2 separate regions of the Homo sapiens genome follow, and region 1 is linked to region 2. A link is a loop called in an ENCODE intact Hi-C map of the cell type or tissue named here. Cell type or tissue: endothelial cell of umbilical vein. All regions are shown on one strand. Each heading gives the region's core, and the rest is flanking DNA. Links, peaks and the distances in the headings are about the cores only. Region 1 overlaps LINC02768 (long intergenic non-protein coding RNA 2768). Region 2 holds the start of LOC124904560 (a long non-coding RNA gene).

Region 1 (8,328 bases), core at 47-8,046, 330 kb after region 2:
GTTCAAGCAATTCTCCTGCCTCAGCCTCCCGAATAGCTGGGATTTCAGGCACCTGCCACCACACTGGCTAATTTTTGTATTTTTAGTAGAGATGGGGTTTCGCCTTGTTGGCCAGGCCGCTCTTGAACTCCAGACCTCAAGTGATACGCCCACCTCGGCCTCCCAAAATGCTGGGATTACAGGCACACGCCACCACGCCTGGCCAGAAGGCAGTTATGAATCTGATCACTTGCTAAAATGTGTTCCATGGCTGAGTAGAGACTGAGCCACAGCTTGCGTCCTTCTTCTCGTTTTTCCTGTTGAGTGAATGGATGAAAGTTGTTTCTGAAGAGAGAAGAGGCCATATGTTGCTCACAGGTCATATGGAAGACCCACCCTGTGGAATCAAGAGTTGCAAGTGCTGAAGCTGTGACATTCTACCCAGAGGAAGGGATTTTTCCTCATTTTCTATTCACATTTTCCAAATAAGAAAACAGAGTAGGGGCCAAGGAAGTGTTTGGTTTCTGGGTTTTTAATATCAGTTGTCCTGGCAAATGCCAGTTATCCATGGCTGTGTAATGAATCATCCCTAAACTTAGGACCAAAAATAAGAGCAATCACTTTTTTACAGGTTGAGTATCCCTTATCCAAAATGCTTGGGAACAGAGGACTAGATTGCAGCTCCGACTCGGATGGACAGAGCAGTGTGTGGAGGCTCACATCATGAATTTTAGCTCCAGAATGACTGCAAGAACAAACCAGGAATCCTGAGAGGACCCACAGACCCAATGAAGGAAGCGGGCTGCTCCTGCAGGACCCGGGAGTCACCCCAAGTACTGTGCTGGTATCCATGGCTGAGAGACCCATAGATGGTTCACATCACAGGACTCTGTGTAGACAACCCCCAGTACCAGCCTGGAGCCAGGTAGACTCGCTGGGTGGCTAGACCCAGAAGAGAGGCAACAATCACTGCAGTTCGGCTCACAGGAAGCCACATCCATAGGAAAAGGAGGAGCATACTACATCAAGGGAACACCCCGTGGGACAAAAGAATCTGAACAACAGTCTTCAGCCCTAGACCTTCCCTCTGACAGAGCCTACCCAAATGAGAAGGAAACAGAAAACCAACCCTGGTAATATGACAAAACAAGGCTCTTCAACACCCCCCAAAAATCACACTAGCTCACCAGCAATGGATCCAAATCCAGAAGAAATCCCTGATTGACCTGAAAAAGAATTCAGGTGTTTAGTTACTAAGCTAATTAGGGAGGGACCAGAGAAAGGCAAAGTCCAATGCAAGGAAATCCAAAAAAAATGATACAAGAAGTGAAGGGAGAAATATTCAAGGAAATAGATAGCAAAAAGAAAAAACAATCAAAACTTCAGGAAACATTGGACACGCTTACAGAACGCAAAATGCTCTGGAAAGTCTCAGCAGTAGAATTGAGCAAATAGAAGAAAGAAATTCAGAGCTCAAAGACAAGGTCTTTGAATTAACCCAATCCAACAAAGATAAAGAAAAAAAGAAAAAGAAAATATGAGCAAACCCTCGAAGAAGTTGGGGATTATGTTAAATGACTAAACCTAAGAATAATCAGTGTTCCTGAGGAAGAAGAGAAATCTAAAATTTTGGAAAACATATTTCAGGGAATAATCAAGGAAAACTTCCCCGGCCTTGCTAGAGACGTAGACATCCAAATACAAGAAGCACAAAGAGCACCTAGGAAATTCATCTCAAAAAGATCTTCGCCTAGGCACATTGTCATCAGGTTATCCAAAGTTAAGATGAAGGAAAGAATCTTAAGAGCTGTGAGACAGAAGTACCAGGTAACCTATAAAAGAAAACCTATCAGATTAACAGCAGATTTCTCAGCAGGAACCCTACAAGCTAGAAGGGATTGGGGCCCTATCTTCAGCCTCCTCAAACAAAACAGTTATCAGCCAAGAATTTCGTATCCAGTGACACAAAGCATCATATATGAAGGAAAGATACAGTCGTTTTTAGACAAACAATGCTGAGAGAATTCACCATCACCAAGCCACCACTAGAAGAACTGCTGAAAGGAGCTCTAAATCTTGTAACAAATCCTGGAAACACATCAAAACAGAACCTCTTTAAAGCATAAATCACACAGGGCCTATAAAACAAACATGCAAGTTAAAAAGCAAAAGCCAAAACCAAAAAAAACCTAAGTACACAGGCAACAAAGAGCATGATGAATGCAATGGTACCTCACACCTCAATAGTTACGTGGATGTAAATGGCCTAAGTGCTCCACCTAAAAGATACAGAACCACAGAATGGACAAGAACTCACCAACCGTCTGCCTGCCTTCAGGAGATTCACCTAATACGTAAGGACTCACATCTCACATAAACTTACAGGGGTGGAAAAAGGCATTTCAGCCAGGCTTGGTGGCTCATGCCACCCAGCACTTTGGGAGGCCGAGGTGGGCGGATCATGAGGTCAGGAGTTCAAGACCAACCTGGCCAGCATGGTGAAACCCCGTCTCTACTAAAAATACAAAAAATTAGCTTGGCATGGTGGCACGTGCCTGTAGTCGCAGCTACTCAGGAGCCTGAGGCAGGAGAATTGCTTGAACCCGGCAGGCAGAGGTTGCAGTGAACCAAGGTTGCACCACTGCACTCCACCTGGGCAACAGAGAGAGACTTTGTCTCAAAAAAAAAAAAAAAAAAAAAAGGCAGTTTTTGCAAATAAGACAACAAAAACGAGCAGAGGTAGCTATTCTTATATCAGACAAAACAAACTTTAAAGCAACAGCAGTTAAAAGAGACAAACAGGAACATTATATACTGATAAAAGGCCTTGTCCAATAGGAAAATATCACAATCCTAAACATATATGCACCTAACACTGGAGCTCCCAAATTTATAAAACAATTACTAATAGACCTAAGAAATGAGACAAACAGCAACATAATAATAATGGGGGACTTCAATACTCCACTGACAGCATCAGACAGGTCAAGACAGAAAGTTAACAAAGAAACAATGGATTTAAACTATACCTTGGAACAAATGGACTCAACCGATATATATAGAACATTTCATACAACAACTACAGAATACACATTCTATTAAAAGCACATGGAACTTTCTCCAAGATAGATCATATGATAGGCAGCAAAGAGCCTCAATAAATTTAAGAAAACTGAAATTATATCAAGCGCTCTATCAGACCACAGTGGAATAAAACTGGAAATCAACTCCAAAAGGAACCTTCAAAACCATGCAAATACATGGAAATTAAATAACCTGCTCCTGAATGATCATTGGGGCAAAAACAAAATCAAGATGAAAATTTAAAAATTCTTCGAACTGAACGACAATAATGACACAACCAATCAAAACCTCTGGGATACAGCAAAGGCGGTCTTAAGAGGAAAGTTCATAGCCCTAAATGCCTACATCAAAAAGACTGAAAGAGCACAAACTGACATTCTAAGGTCACACCTCAAGGAACTAGAGAAACAAGAACAAAGCAAACCCAAATCCAGCAGAAGAAAGGAAATAACCAAGATCAGAGCAGAACTAAATCAAATTGAAATTCAAAACAGTCAAATGATACATGTAACAAAAAGCTGGTTCATTGAAAAGATAAATAAAATTGATAGACCCTTAGCAAGATTAACCAAGAAAAGAAGAGAGAAACTCCAAATAACCTCATTAAGAAATGAAACAGTAGGTATTACAACTGACACCACTGAAATACAAAAGATCATTCAAGGCTACTGTGAATACATTTACAGACATAAACTAGAAAGTCTAGAAGAGACAGATACATTCCTGGAAAAATACAACCCTCCTAGCTTAAATCAGGAAGAATTAGATACCCTGAATAGACCACTAACAAGCAGTGAGATTGAAATGGTAATTTAAAAATTACCAACAAAAAAAAAGTCCAGGGTCAGATGGATTCCCAGCAGAATTCTACCAGACATTCAAAGAAGAATTGGTACCAATCAATCCTTTTGACACAATTCCACAAGATAGAGAAAGAGGGAACCCTCCCTAACTCATTATATGAAGCCAGCATCACCCTAATACCAAAACCAGGAAAGGACGTAACCAAAAAAGAAAACTACAGACCGATATCCTTGACGAACACAGAAGCTAAAATCCTTAACAAAATACTAGCTAACCAAATCCAACAACATATCAAAAAGATAATCCACCATGATCAAGTGGGTTTCATACCAGGGATGCAGGGATGGTTTAACATATGTAAGCCAATAAATGTGATACACCACATAAAATAGGATTAAAAACAAAAATCACATGATCATCTCAATAGATGCAGAAAAAGCATTTAACAAAATCCAGCATCCTTTATGATTAAAATTCTCAGCAAAATTGGCATACAAGGGACATACCTTAATGTAATAAAAGCCGTCTATGACAAACCTACAGCCAACATAATACTGAATGGGGAAAAGTTGAAAGGATTCCCTCTGAGAATTAAAACAAGACAAGGATGCCCACTCTCACCACTCCCCTTCAACATAGTACTGGAAGTCCTAGCCAGAGCAATCAGACAAGAGGAAGAAATAAAGGGCATCCAAATCAGTAAAGAGGAAGTCAAACTTTCACTGTTTGCTGCCGATATGATCGTTTACCTAGAAAACCCTAAAGACTCCTCCAGAAACCTCTTACAACTGATAAGAGAATTCAGCAAAGTTTCCGGATACAAGATTAATGTACAAAAATCAGTAGCTTTTCTAACACCAACAATGACCAACCGGAGAATCAAATTAAAAAAACCTAACCTCTTTTACAATAGCTGCAAAAAAATTACAATACTTAGGAATATACCTAACCACGGAGGTGAAAGACCTCTACAAGGAAAACTACAAAACACTGCTGAAAGAAATCATAGATGGCACAAACAAATGGAAACACATCCCATGGTCCTAGATGGGTAGAATCAATATTGTGAAAATGACCACACTACCAAAAGCAATTTATAAATTCAATGCAATCCCCATCAAAATACCACCGTCATTCTTCACAGAATTAGAAAAAACAATCCTAAAATTCATATGGAACCAAAAAAGAGCCCACATAGCCAAGCAAGACTAAGCAAAAAGAACAAATCTGGAGGCATCACACTACCCGATTTCAAATTACATGTCCGTAGTCACCAAAACAGCATGGTGCTGGTATGAAAATAGGCACATAGACCAATGGAACAGAATAGAGAACCCAGAAATAAACCCAAATACTTACAGCCAACTGATCTTCAAAAAAGCAAACAAAATCATAAAGTGGGGAAAGGACACCCTTTTCAACAACTGGTGCTGGGATAATTGTGTAGCCACCTGTAGGCAAATGAAACTGGATCCTCATCTCTCAGCTTACACAAAAATCTACTCAAGATGGACTAAGGACTTAAATCTAAGACCTGAAACCTTACAAATTCTAGAAGATAACATTGAAAAAACCCTTCTAGACATTGGCTTAGGCAAGGATTTCATGACCAAGAACCCAAAAGCAAATGCAATAGAAACAAAGATAAATAGCTGGGACTTAATTAAACTAAAGAGCTTTGCACGGCAAAAGGAACAGTCAGCAGAGTAAACAGACAATCCACAGAGTGGGAGAAAATCTTCACAGTCTAGACATCTGACAAAGGACCAATATCCAGAATCTACAATGAACTCAAACAATATCAGCAAGAAATAAACAAACAATCCCATCAAAAAGTGGGCTAAGGACAATAGACAATTCTCAGAAGAAGATATACAAATAGCCAAAAAACTTATGAAAAAATACTCAACATCACTAATGATCAGGGAAATGCAAATGAAAACCACAATGTGATACCACCTAACTCCTGCAAGAATGGCCATAATAAAAAAATCAAAAAACGGCCGGGCGCGGTGGCTCACGCCTGTAATCCCAGCACTTTGAGTGGCCGAGGCGGGTGGATCACGAGGTCAGGAGTTCAAGACCAGCCTGGCCAAGATGGTGAAATCCCGTCTCAACTAAAAATACAAAAAAATTTAGCCAGGCCTGGTGGTGGGTGCCTGTAATCCCAGCTACTTGGGAGGCTGAGGCAGAGAATTGCTTGAACCCAGGAGGCAGAGGTTGCAGTGAGCCGAGATCGCGCCATCACACTCCAGCCTGAGTGACAGAGCAAGACTTCATCTCAAAAAAAAAAAAAAAAAAAATTAAAAAACAGTAGATGTTGGTGTGGATGAGGTGATCAGGGAACAGTTCTACACTGCTGGTGGGAATGTAAACTAGTATGGCCTCTATGGAAAACCGTGTGGAGATTCCTTAAATAACTAAAAGTAGAACTACCATTGGATCCAGCAATCCTACTACTGGATATCTACCCTGAGGAAAAGTCATTATACAGAAAAGATACTTGCACATGCATGTTTATAGCAGCACAATTCACAATTGCAAAATTGTGGAACCAACCCAAATACCCACCAATCAACAAGTGGATAGAGATACTGTGAGATAGAAGATAGATAGATAGATGATAGATAGATATCTGGTGGGCATCCTCATCTAGATATCTATCATCTATCTATCTATCTATCTATCTATCTATCTATCTATCTATCTATCTATCTGATGGAATACTACTCAGCCAAAAAAAGGAATGAATTAATGGCATTCACAGTGATCTGGATGAGATTGGAGACTATTACTCTAAGTGAAGTAACCCAGGAATGGAAAACCAAACATCGTATATTCTTACTGATATCTAGGAGCTAAGCTATGAGGATGCAAAGGCATAATAATGATGCAATGGGTTTGGGGATTGGGCGGAAGGGTGGGAGGGGGGTGAGGGATAAAAGACTACAAATATGGTGCAGTGTATACTGCTTGGGTGATGAGTGCACCAAAATCCCACAAATCACCACTAAGGAACTTATTCATGTAACCAAATACCACCTGTTCCCCAATTACCTATGGAAAAAAACACCCAAAATGCTTGGGAACAGAAATGTTTTGGATTTTGGATTTTTTTTTAAATATTGGAATATTTGCGTTATACTCACCAGTTGAGCATCCCTGATCCAAAAATGAGAAATCCAAAATGTGCCAATATTCATTTCCTTTGAGCATGACCTTTGAGCATCATATCGGCACTCGAAGAGTTTTGAACTTTGGAGTATTTCAGATTTTATAAATTTTGGATTAGGGCTGCTCAGCCTGTTTTCTCTCTCATGGTCTGAAATTGACTGGGGTCTCCTGGACCATTCTTGTGAGACTGCGGTCAGACAGTGGCTTGGGCTGGAGTCACGGGGGCGGTCTCTTTGTTTGCATGTCTAGTGATTGATGTCTGCTGTAGGCTGAGGCTACAGTTGGAGCTGCCACCCCAGGCACATGGCCTCTTCATGTGGCCTGAGCTTCCTCCTATCACAGAACCGGAGAGAGAGAATCCCAAGAAGACTGGACGGAAGCTGTTTCACCTTGTATGACCCAGCCTCAGAACCCACATGTCATCCCCTCTGCTATAGTCATAGGCCCATCCAGATTCAAGGAGAGGGACATAGGCCCTAGTTCTTGGTGAGAGGAATGTCAATATCACATCGACACACCATTGTAAGAATATGTGGGGTGGGAGATTGTGTTCAGGCCATTTTGGAAAATACCATATGCCACAGGGTGCAGCCTGGACATTTTCCGCCTCATGACTTCTTGGCTGGTACTTTTGTTCTAATTCGTACTGAGCAGGAATTGACTACATGTAGATTAAAACCTTCCGTATGTCCCCAAATCCCCCAGAACAAAAAACCAACAAAAAAGCTGGGCGCAGTGGCTCACGCCTGTAACCAGCACTTTTTGAGAGGTTGAGGCTGGCAGATCATGAGGTCAGGAGTTCAAGACCAGCCTGGCCAACATGGTGAAACCCCATCTCTACTAAAAATACAAAACTTAGCCAGGTGTGGTGGCACATGCCTGTAATCCCAGCTGCTGGAGAGGCTGAGGCAGGAGAATAGCTTGAACCCAGGAGACAGAGGTTGCAGTGAGCCAAGATTGCAGTGAGCCAAGATCACGCCATTGCACTCCAGCCTGGGCAACAGAGCAAAACCCTGTCTCAAAAAAACAAACAAACAAACAAACAACAACAACAACAACAAACCCTTGGGGAATATTATTTGCAAAATAGACAACAAAAGGTTAATTAGCTTTAAAATGTAAAGGACACTTATAAATCAGTGAGATTCTCCCAATTAGAAAAAAGAACTGAGGACTAGAAGGACAATTGACAAAAGAACTTTAAGTGGCTAGTGTGCATTTCAAAAGTTTACCGCAACTTAAAGAGTGTAATTTTTTTTCTTTTTAGAGACTGAGCCTCAGTATGTT
Region 2 (8,328 bases), core at 82-8,081:
AATCCCAAAGGCATCTATGCATACTTGCAAATTAATCAGCAGGATACAAACACATGGCAGTCGCAATTGCTCTACACAGGTTTCCTGGGTTGTGCACCTGTATTCAGAGACCCCTTGCAGTGGCTCTGAAGGCCCACCTTCCACCTTGAGGAAGCTGAAGGGCAGAAGACTGAAGGTAACTTAACCTCCTTAACCAACCAGTTAGTGTTTGAGAACCTGGTATTGCTGCACTGCCAGGGGACACCCAGGTAATGGCCAGGAACCCTCCTCTTGCTAGACAGGTAAGCCCAGACTAGTGTAGGGAGGAACTGGCTCTCTCTCTGTAGAGGGAGAATATCCTGAGAGACAGGGCTGGGCTGTTTTCACCGTGCTTCCTCATACCTGCCCCTCCTCTGACCAGCCAGAGTTATCCGCACTGCCTCAAGGAGAATGAGGACGATTACACAGAAGTGCAAAGAGGAATTTTGCTTTTTACTTCCAAAGCGGGTTCAGAAAGCCTTCTTCAGGAACAAGTTTTAGACGCTAAAGCCTTTGATTTATTTGAGGAAGGCTCTTTGGGGGTCTCAGAAAAGGGGAACCCCAAAGGCACCAGGTCCTGCGGTGAGGCCTGGGGCAAGGTCTAGGGGAGCCCCGTGTAGAGGAGAGCAGCTGGCACTGAGCAGCAGGCCTGCATTCCCTCATCTTTGCCACATGGGGAGCAGTGCCTGCAGCAAGCCACGGCCACGCAGAGGCACGGTGCCCACGCTGAGACCTCCCATCAGAGACCTCCCATCAGAGACCTGCGTATCTCCATGGGTCCTCCAGCAGGGCAATTGCCTGTGCCCTGAGATGTTGGTGAGCCTCAATCACATTCCTCCATACAACAATCTCATGTTAAGACCAGAGATCCGATGAACCCCCAAAGCAGGGTGGGATCCCCAATACTGACAGGCGATGGCATGCGGATGCCCCAGTGTTGTACTTCTGTACCTGGGAGGGACACATCGGAACTGGATTCTGGGACCCTATTTCCTTGTAAGTGCATTCTAGGTCTTTCCCTGCTACCCCAGCTGCTACCTCTTACCCCTAGGGCAAGAGGATACCCTAGGAACAGTGTGGAGTTCGAGTGGAAGCCCTGGGTGCCGTCCTTGCTCCTCTAGGCACCTTGTCCTGATGGTGATTCTCCTTTGAACCACAGTCTCCTCCTTCAAGAATGGGGATAAAGATCCCTGCCTCCCCACTGCACTCCAGCCTGGGCGACAGAGCCAGACTCCGTCTCAAAAAAAAAAAAAAAAATCCCTGCCTCCTGGCATTTCTGTAAAGATCAAGTGGACAGGGTACATGAATGCTTTTAGCAAACTGAAAAATGCTAATCAAATGCTAGTGATTGCTCCTTTGAAAATCCAAGCACAGCCTGCAAAATACTTGGAATATAAATTGAGCAGACATATCGGGAGTAGTTTCAGGTTATGCTTACGTGTCCTTTATTTAAAAAAACAATGCTTAAAACACCACCTAAAAATTCCTCTGACCACCTATTTCAGTCAAACGCTGGAAGATGGGGGATGCTTTATATTAAAGAATTAGAATGAGGCTGGGCGCGGTGGCTCACACCTGTAATCCCAGCACTTTCGGAGGCCAAGGTGGGGGGATCACTTGAGGCCAGGAGTTCAAGACCAGCCTGGGCAACATGGCGAAACCCCTTCTCTACGAAAAATACAAAAATTAGCTGGGCGCGGTGGCGCGTGCCTGCAATACCAGCTACTAGGGGAGGCTAAAGCATGAGAATCGCTTGAACCTGGGAAGTGGAGGTTGCAATGAGCCGAGATTGCACCACTGCACTCCAGCCTGGGAGACAGAGCAAGACCTTGTCTCAAAAAAAAAAAAAAAAAAAAAATTAGAATGAGGAAAACAATGATGAGGTGGAAACAGATGTTTGAACATAGGAGAATTTTCGATGCATAAGGATGCTGCGGGCACTTAACCAGATGTCTGCCCTTCACTACCTGGCCAGGGTGGCACTTTTAAACCATCTGATAATGGAGAGAGGCGGCACAGTCTGTATGGGCACACAGCTCACTCTGTGGCTGAAGCCACATGTGGGTGCACTGGGCCCAAGGAGCTGACCTCTGCTCTTGTGGCACTCCCAGTCCGGCACAGACTTGAGGAGACCACCGAAAAGGAGCCCAGGCCAATGGCCTGCAAAGCCACTTCCCTCTACTTGACCAAGAAGAGCTTCCCGGACCCTGGCTCCTGCCTGCGCATCTGGCCAGCTTCATCTTCCAATGCTCCTGGTCTCCGATAAGCCCCAGCTGCTGGACTGCTGTTTTTAAACCCCTTCCAGGCGGGAGGAACAGAAGAGAGGTGAGTGGACAGGTGCAGGCCCTGGAGCCTGAATCTGCTCCTTTCTAGCTCCGGAAATGTGGGTAATTCCCTTCACCTCCTGCTTTCTTCCCTTCAAAATAGAGGAATGGTTGTATTGGTTTCTATTGTGGCTACAACACATTACCATATATTTATGGCTTAAAACAATGCAGTTTTATTATTTTACAGTTCTGGAGTTCAAAAGTCTGAAATGGGTCTCGATGGACTAAAATCAAGGTGCCAGGAGGGCTGTGGGTGGAAGCTCTGGGGAGAGTTCGTATTTCTGCCTTTTCCAGTGTCTACAGCCATCTGCAATCCTGAGCTTGTGGCTCCTCCTGCATTTTTTTTTTTTTTTAACATTTTACTTTAAGTTCTGGGATACATGTGCAGAACGTGCAGGTGTGTTACATAGATATACGTGTGCCATGGTGGTTTGCTGCACCTATCAACCCATCATCTAGGTTTTAAGCCTTGCCTGCATTAGGTATTTGTCCTAATGCTCTCCCTGCCCTTGCCCCTCACCCCCCAACAGGGCTCGGTGTGTGATGTTCCCCTCCCTGTGTCCATGTGTTCTCATTGTTCAACTCCCATTTATGAGTGAGAACATGCGATGTTTGGTTTTCTGTTCCTGTGTTAGTTTGCTGAGAATGATGGTTTCCAGCTTCATCCATGTCCCTGCAAAGGACATGAACTCATTCTTTTTTATGGCTGCATAGTAATCCATGGTGTATATGTGCCACATTTTCTTTATCCAGTCTATCATTGATGGGCATTTGGGTTGGTTCCAAGTCTTTGCTATTGTAAATAGTGCTGCAATAAACATACATGTGCATGTGTCTTTATAGTAGAATTATTTATAATCCTTTGGGTATATACCCAGTAACGGGCCCTCCTGCATTTTTAAAGCCAGCCCAGCAGCATCCCCCACCTTCTCTCTCAGATGCGCCTATCTTCCTCTTATGAGAACCTTTGTGACGACACTGGGCCTGCCAGGTATTCCAGGATCACCTCCCCATCTCAGGATCTTTCCGTTAATCACATCTGCAAAATCTTTTTTGCTGTGTAAGATTCACAGATTCACAAGTTCCAAGGATTAGAGGGTGGCCATCTTTGGGGACCATGATTCTACCTACCACAGTAGTCATCAGGAATAAGTAGTTCATACAACATAAGCCACTAAGAGCCTGGGCTGCAGGAAGCACTTAATTAATGTGAGCCATAATCATTCTCCCTTGCTGAAACAGAGCCCCCAGCCTGGAAGGCTTTCGCCTTGCACTGGCTGTGCCCCAATAGTTCCATCTGGCCAAATCATGAGACCTCCTTCCAGATGCCTTCCCTGTCCTTCTGGGCCGGGCTTGGTGTCCTTCTGTGTTGAGGTGGGAGCTTTTCTTAATTCCGTGTTGTATGCTTTTTTTTTCTGAGACAGAGTCTTACTCTGTCGCCCAGGCTGGAGTGCAGTGGCACTATCTTAGCTCACTGCAACCTCTGCCTCCTGGGTTCAGGCGATTCTCCTGCCTCACAACCAGCTAATTTTTGTATTTTCAGTAGAGACGGGGTTTCACCCACGTTGGCCAGGCTGGTCTTGAACTCCCAATCTCAGGTGATCTGCCCGCCTTGGTCTCCCAAAGTGCTGGGATATCAGGCGTGAGCCACCGTGCCCCGCTCTGTGTTGTGTTATAATCCTCTGTCTCCCTCACTGGATTGTAAATGCCTCAGGAGCAGGGATGGCCTCTGACTTATTTTGCATTCCTACCCCTAGGACATGGCACACAGCAGCTGTCAAATGTCTCCTGGACGGCTCATGGGTGAAGGTAGGTCTGTGTCCTTTGGGGTGTCCAGAACCTCAGAGCTGCCGTTGCTGCTGTGGGAGGGGAGCAGTGAGGGGGTCTCTAGGTGGGGATCTTGTGCTCTGACAGAGGCAGCTCTTCAGGGTGGTAGCTGGTTTCCCCACAGAGAAGGCTGTCTCTCACCCCAGGCAGAAGAGGACAGATCCATGCATTCAGCCTGGGGAGGAGACCTGGTGTTGCAGGCACATCATGCTTACGGTGGTCAAACCCTCACAGCCCCACGAGGAGCGGGAGAGGCTGGCATAGGACACAAGAGCCTGGGGATGCTTAGGCAGGTTGGGGGGAATCAGATATCAGGAATAAGGACCCACAGAAATCATTTGGTTCAATGCATCTCAAATCTGGTGGCTGCAAAACTCAAAGACTAATTCCCGGACCCTAGCCCAGACCCACTATGTCAGAATGTCCAGGGGATGAGGCCCAAGAAGGGATATTTTAAAAACTGCCCAAAATGTATGCAGCCAGGTTTGAGAACCACTGCTGCATCTACCTTAGGCTTTATACACAGACTGTGCTACAAGTAAATGGTTCTCAAAACAGGTGTGTAAAACAGAAGAAAGGATACACACATCATTCAACAGACTACAGTGAACCTGCCAGACCACGCATCAAGGCGAATACATAAGACAGTCCTTGCCAAGCTGCGTCCTTGAGCCCGCCTGAATCCCGGCAGGGTGGAGTTGAGGGCGGCCTCTCTACTTCATTTAGCCCACCAGACCTTCGGACCTGAGGGTCTCTGATCCAGCCTCTCGGGGCCACCACCCCCTGCAGGGCTCCAGGAAGAGTCAAATTGCCCGGTGGGCCAGAGCTCTCCCTCCCTTTTGTTGCCGCTTGGCGCCTGGCAGGTCAGAGGTCACTGGGCCCAGCAGCCCCAGTCCCTGGATGGGTGGAGCACCCACAAAACAGCCAGGCTGTGAAGAGGCCCACTTTGGAGTGAGAAGGGGCTGCTTCTTGCGTGTCATTTTGCAAAAAGAATCTCTGTCTCTTCCTCTACCTTGAGTTACACTACCAAATACTCCTTTTGGTTAATGTAGCTTTCTTATATGCTAGGGGTGAGAGGAGGGGAAAGCCACCTTATTCTGTCAGGAAGGCACTTGGGCATAAATTAATCTGTAGGCCAAGTGCAGTGGCTGATGCCTGTAATTATGCACTTTGGGAGGCCGAAGTGGGAGGATCACTTGAGGCCAGGAGTTCCAGACCAGCCTGGGCAACATAGTGAGAACCCATCTCTACAAAAAGTTTTAAAAGAATTTAGCCGGGCATGGTGGTGGGCAACTGTAGCCCCAGCTACTTAGGAGACTGAAGTGGAAGGCTCACTTGAACTGGGGAGCTCAAGATTGCAATGAAATACCATCACATCACTGCACACCAGCCTGGGCAACAGAGCAAGACCCTGCCTCTAAAACTAAATAAATAATCGGCGGGGCACAGTGGCTCACGCCCGTAATCCCAGCACTTTGGGAGGCCGAGGCAGGCGGATCACCTGAGGTCAGGAGTTCTAGACCAGCCTGGCCAACATGGTGAAACCCTGTCTCTACTAAAAATACAAAAAATTAGCTGGCGTGGTGGCGGGCGCCTGTAATCCCAGCCGCTAGGGAGGCTGAGGCAGGAGAATGGCTTGAACCTGGGAGGTGCAGGTTGCAGTGAGCCGAGATCGCGCCACTGCACTCCAACTTGGGTGACAGAGCAAGACTCCACCTAAAAATATAAATAAATAAATAATCTGTGACTCCATCAACACTTTCACCTGTTGGCTCCACGTGCATCAGATGAGCTCATTTGGGAGGTCACCTTAACCTCGGATCAACATGGCAGGTCCTCCCACAAGCAGCCTATTTAAAATGTGAGCCACCCCCTTCCCCGGAATTCCCTACCTCCCAGCCTTGTTTTATTTTTCTCTCATGCACTTACTATATCTTAAATGCTTATTTATTCATGTACTTGTTTAAACTACTTTTGATTTTCTGACTTCTTATCATTGGTCTGATTCCTCCACCGTAACAGAACTTCCATGAGGGCGGGGATTTTTCGCTTCCCCCGCAACTGCCTGCGTTTTCGTAGCCCTAGAGCTTCCAACGTACAGTGCGGAAAAGCAACATAACACACTAAGAACCGTGCGGAAAAGGAGAGAAAACCAGACCGCAGGGGCATTTCACAGCTAACCACAGCGGTCCGAGGCGAACGCAGGGTGGAAGAACCCGAGCGAGGCCCGGCAGGGGCGGGGTGAGCCTTGGCCCCGCTCCCGTGCAGGTGTCGCGGGTAAGCTGCCGCGGTTACTGTGAAGCAGGGCCAAGGCCAGCCCTCCGCCTCGAGGCCACTGGTGCTTGGGGGTGGGAAAAGAGTGACCGGGGGCAACTGAGCAAAACATAGAACAGAAACTCCCTCTCGAATAGAGACCCACGCACGGAAGGATGATACACTGTGATTCCCCGACGTGGGCCTGCAGCAAGAGACGGGTGCTAACAGCGTCCGAGCCAATCCGTAAGCATCAGAGGGACAAAGAAATCATAAACAAGAGGCAGGATGCAACTGCTTCAACGCAGAAAGAATGAGTCATCCAGGAAGGCGAGGTGGTGGCGGGTTGGCTGTGGTTTTGCAGAGGCGGGCAGGAGGGGCAGGGGGCCAGGGAGAGGGCAGGGTTGGGAGGGTCTCTTTTAAGGGAATCCTATGCATGAAAGTCTGTGTAAGAAAGGGTGTGCCTCCTACAGAAGGATATTTGTTTTGTCCTAAACTTGCCGTGTGTTCTTGGAGGCGCGGGCCTCCCTGCTGTCATCACACCTCGGATCACCCCAGGCAATCTCGCCCCTGTGGCTTCACCTGGGTCCAGCCAGACCTCTGCTCAGCTCTGCACGTACATGCCCCCTCGATGTCACCTCCTGACTTGGCAAGTCATACACCCTCTCTCTACTTGCCCAGCTTCATTCACAAAACCAGGTCACATTACCCCTCGTCCATCCATGCTCAGTCTGGAAACCCTGGGATCCCAGACACCAGCCTCTCCCTGGCCCTCTGTTTCCAATCAGACGGCCACCCCGACTGACGCTGGGGCCGGGGCACCCTTGGGCGTTATCCAGTCTCCCTGTCCTCCCTCTCCTGCCCCACGCCTCCGACCTTCCCCACATGGCAGTCACAGCCAGACGGCCAAGGTGGGGCCTGCTGCTTCCTGCTTCTGCCTGACAATGGCCCTGGATTCCCCATTCTTCACGGTCAGTCTCACCTTCACACCCCGGCTCTGAGCAACCTTTCTGCTCTCTCCACTCCTCTTTCATGACCCTGGGCCCCTGCTGGCCGCCCTGCCTGGAAAGCCCTTTCTCATTTGTCTGGCTTGAAAAACCTGCCTCAGCTCACCAGGGCCAGCTCAAGACTCCCTCTGTTGTCACACGCTTTCTGCACTGCTATCAGAAAGAACTAACACTCTCCCTGTCTGTGCACTAATCCAGGGTAGGTGGGCTGTTTTCACACATGCACCCCCTCTAGGTTCTGACTCCTCTGGAGTGCATGACCATATCTTATTTGTTTCCCTGTCACCAGTGCCTAAACTATCTGATGCATATATTTATTGCAGGTGCTTATCACACATGCAGTCAATGAACACCTCACAAATGCAAGGTTCACATGCAGTCTTCGATGAACACATCGATCGCATCCAGCAGTATGTCTGTATTGGAAAAGTCCTTCCATAGCACCCAGTAATGAAAAGGAATGTGGCGGGGAGCAGTACTGGACAGTAAAACTAAAAACACCAGGAAGATCACAGTGAGATCAGCAGAGCCCTAGAATGGCAAATCCATGACAAAGAAAATTTCTGATGAATAAAAACGTGCCTGGGTCCAGGCCAGCAATTGGCTTCTTTCAGACACTATTGACTGCAACAAACCCTAGCACAAGGAGAGGGTCTAACGAGAAACTTGTTCAGAGGATGCTGACCCATCCATCAGTGAGCACAGCCAACCCAAAAAGGCGGGGACGCGGCAGAGCAGGGGCTGAGGGCACACTTGCTGCAGTGTTCACGGAGCACACACAGAAAGATCTGCCCGAGAGAGTCCCCAAAAGGCACAATTCTACAAGGTCAACCAAGTGGAGGGGAATGGCAGTGAAACGCCAAACTCCTACTGAAAGGTTGATGGGTACAGCCTTC

The links. Peaks named below come from ENCODE experiments on the same cell type or tissue, not always from the same donor. Only the 100,000 strongest peaks of a DNase experiment are listed, where the experiment ranks them.
Region 1: it touches region 2 in a loop (30-fold over the local background); 2 of 110 quality-filtered maps call a loop at or near these places.

Annotation. Positions count from the first base shown.
Region 1 is chr1:235,961,711-235,970,038 of GRCh38, forward strand. The region is part of intron 1 of LINC02768 (long intergenic non-protein coding RNA 2768); the gene reads right to left. Among named protein-coding and RNA genes, the nearest start is that of LINC02768, 6.6 kb to the right of the region's middle. RefSeq lists a silencer at 7,325-7,525. In endothelial cell of umbilical vein, for the core only: no CTCF peak of the experiment used is centred there; no DNase peak of the experiment used is centred there; H3K27me3 peaks cover 144 bases.
Region 2 is chr1:235,635,800-235,644,127 of GRCh38, forward strand. The region is part of intron 1 of GNG4 (G protein subunit gamma 4); the gene reads right to left. It overlaps LOC124904560 (a long non-coding RNA gene), which reads left to right and starts at 4,244. Exons shown (of 4, transcript XR_007066960.1): 1 at 4,244-6,449; 2 at 6,584-6,671; 3 at 6,942-7,041; 4 at 7,756-8,032. In endothelial cell of umbilical vein, for the core only: no CTCF peak of the experiment used is centred there; a DNase peak (open chromatin) is centred at 6,682; H3K27me3 peaks cover 165 bases.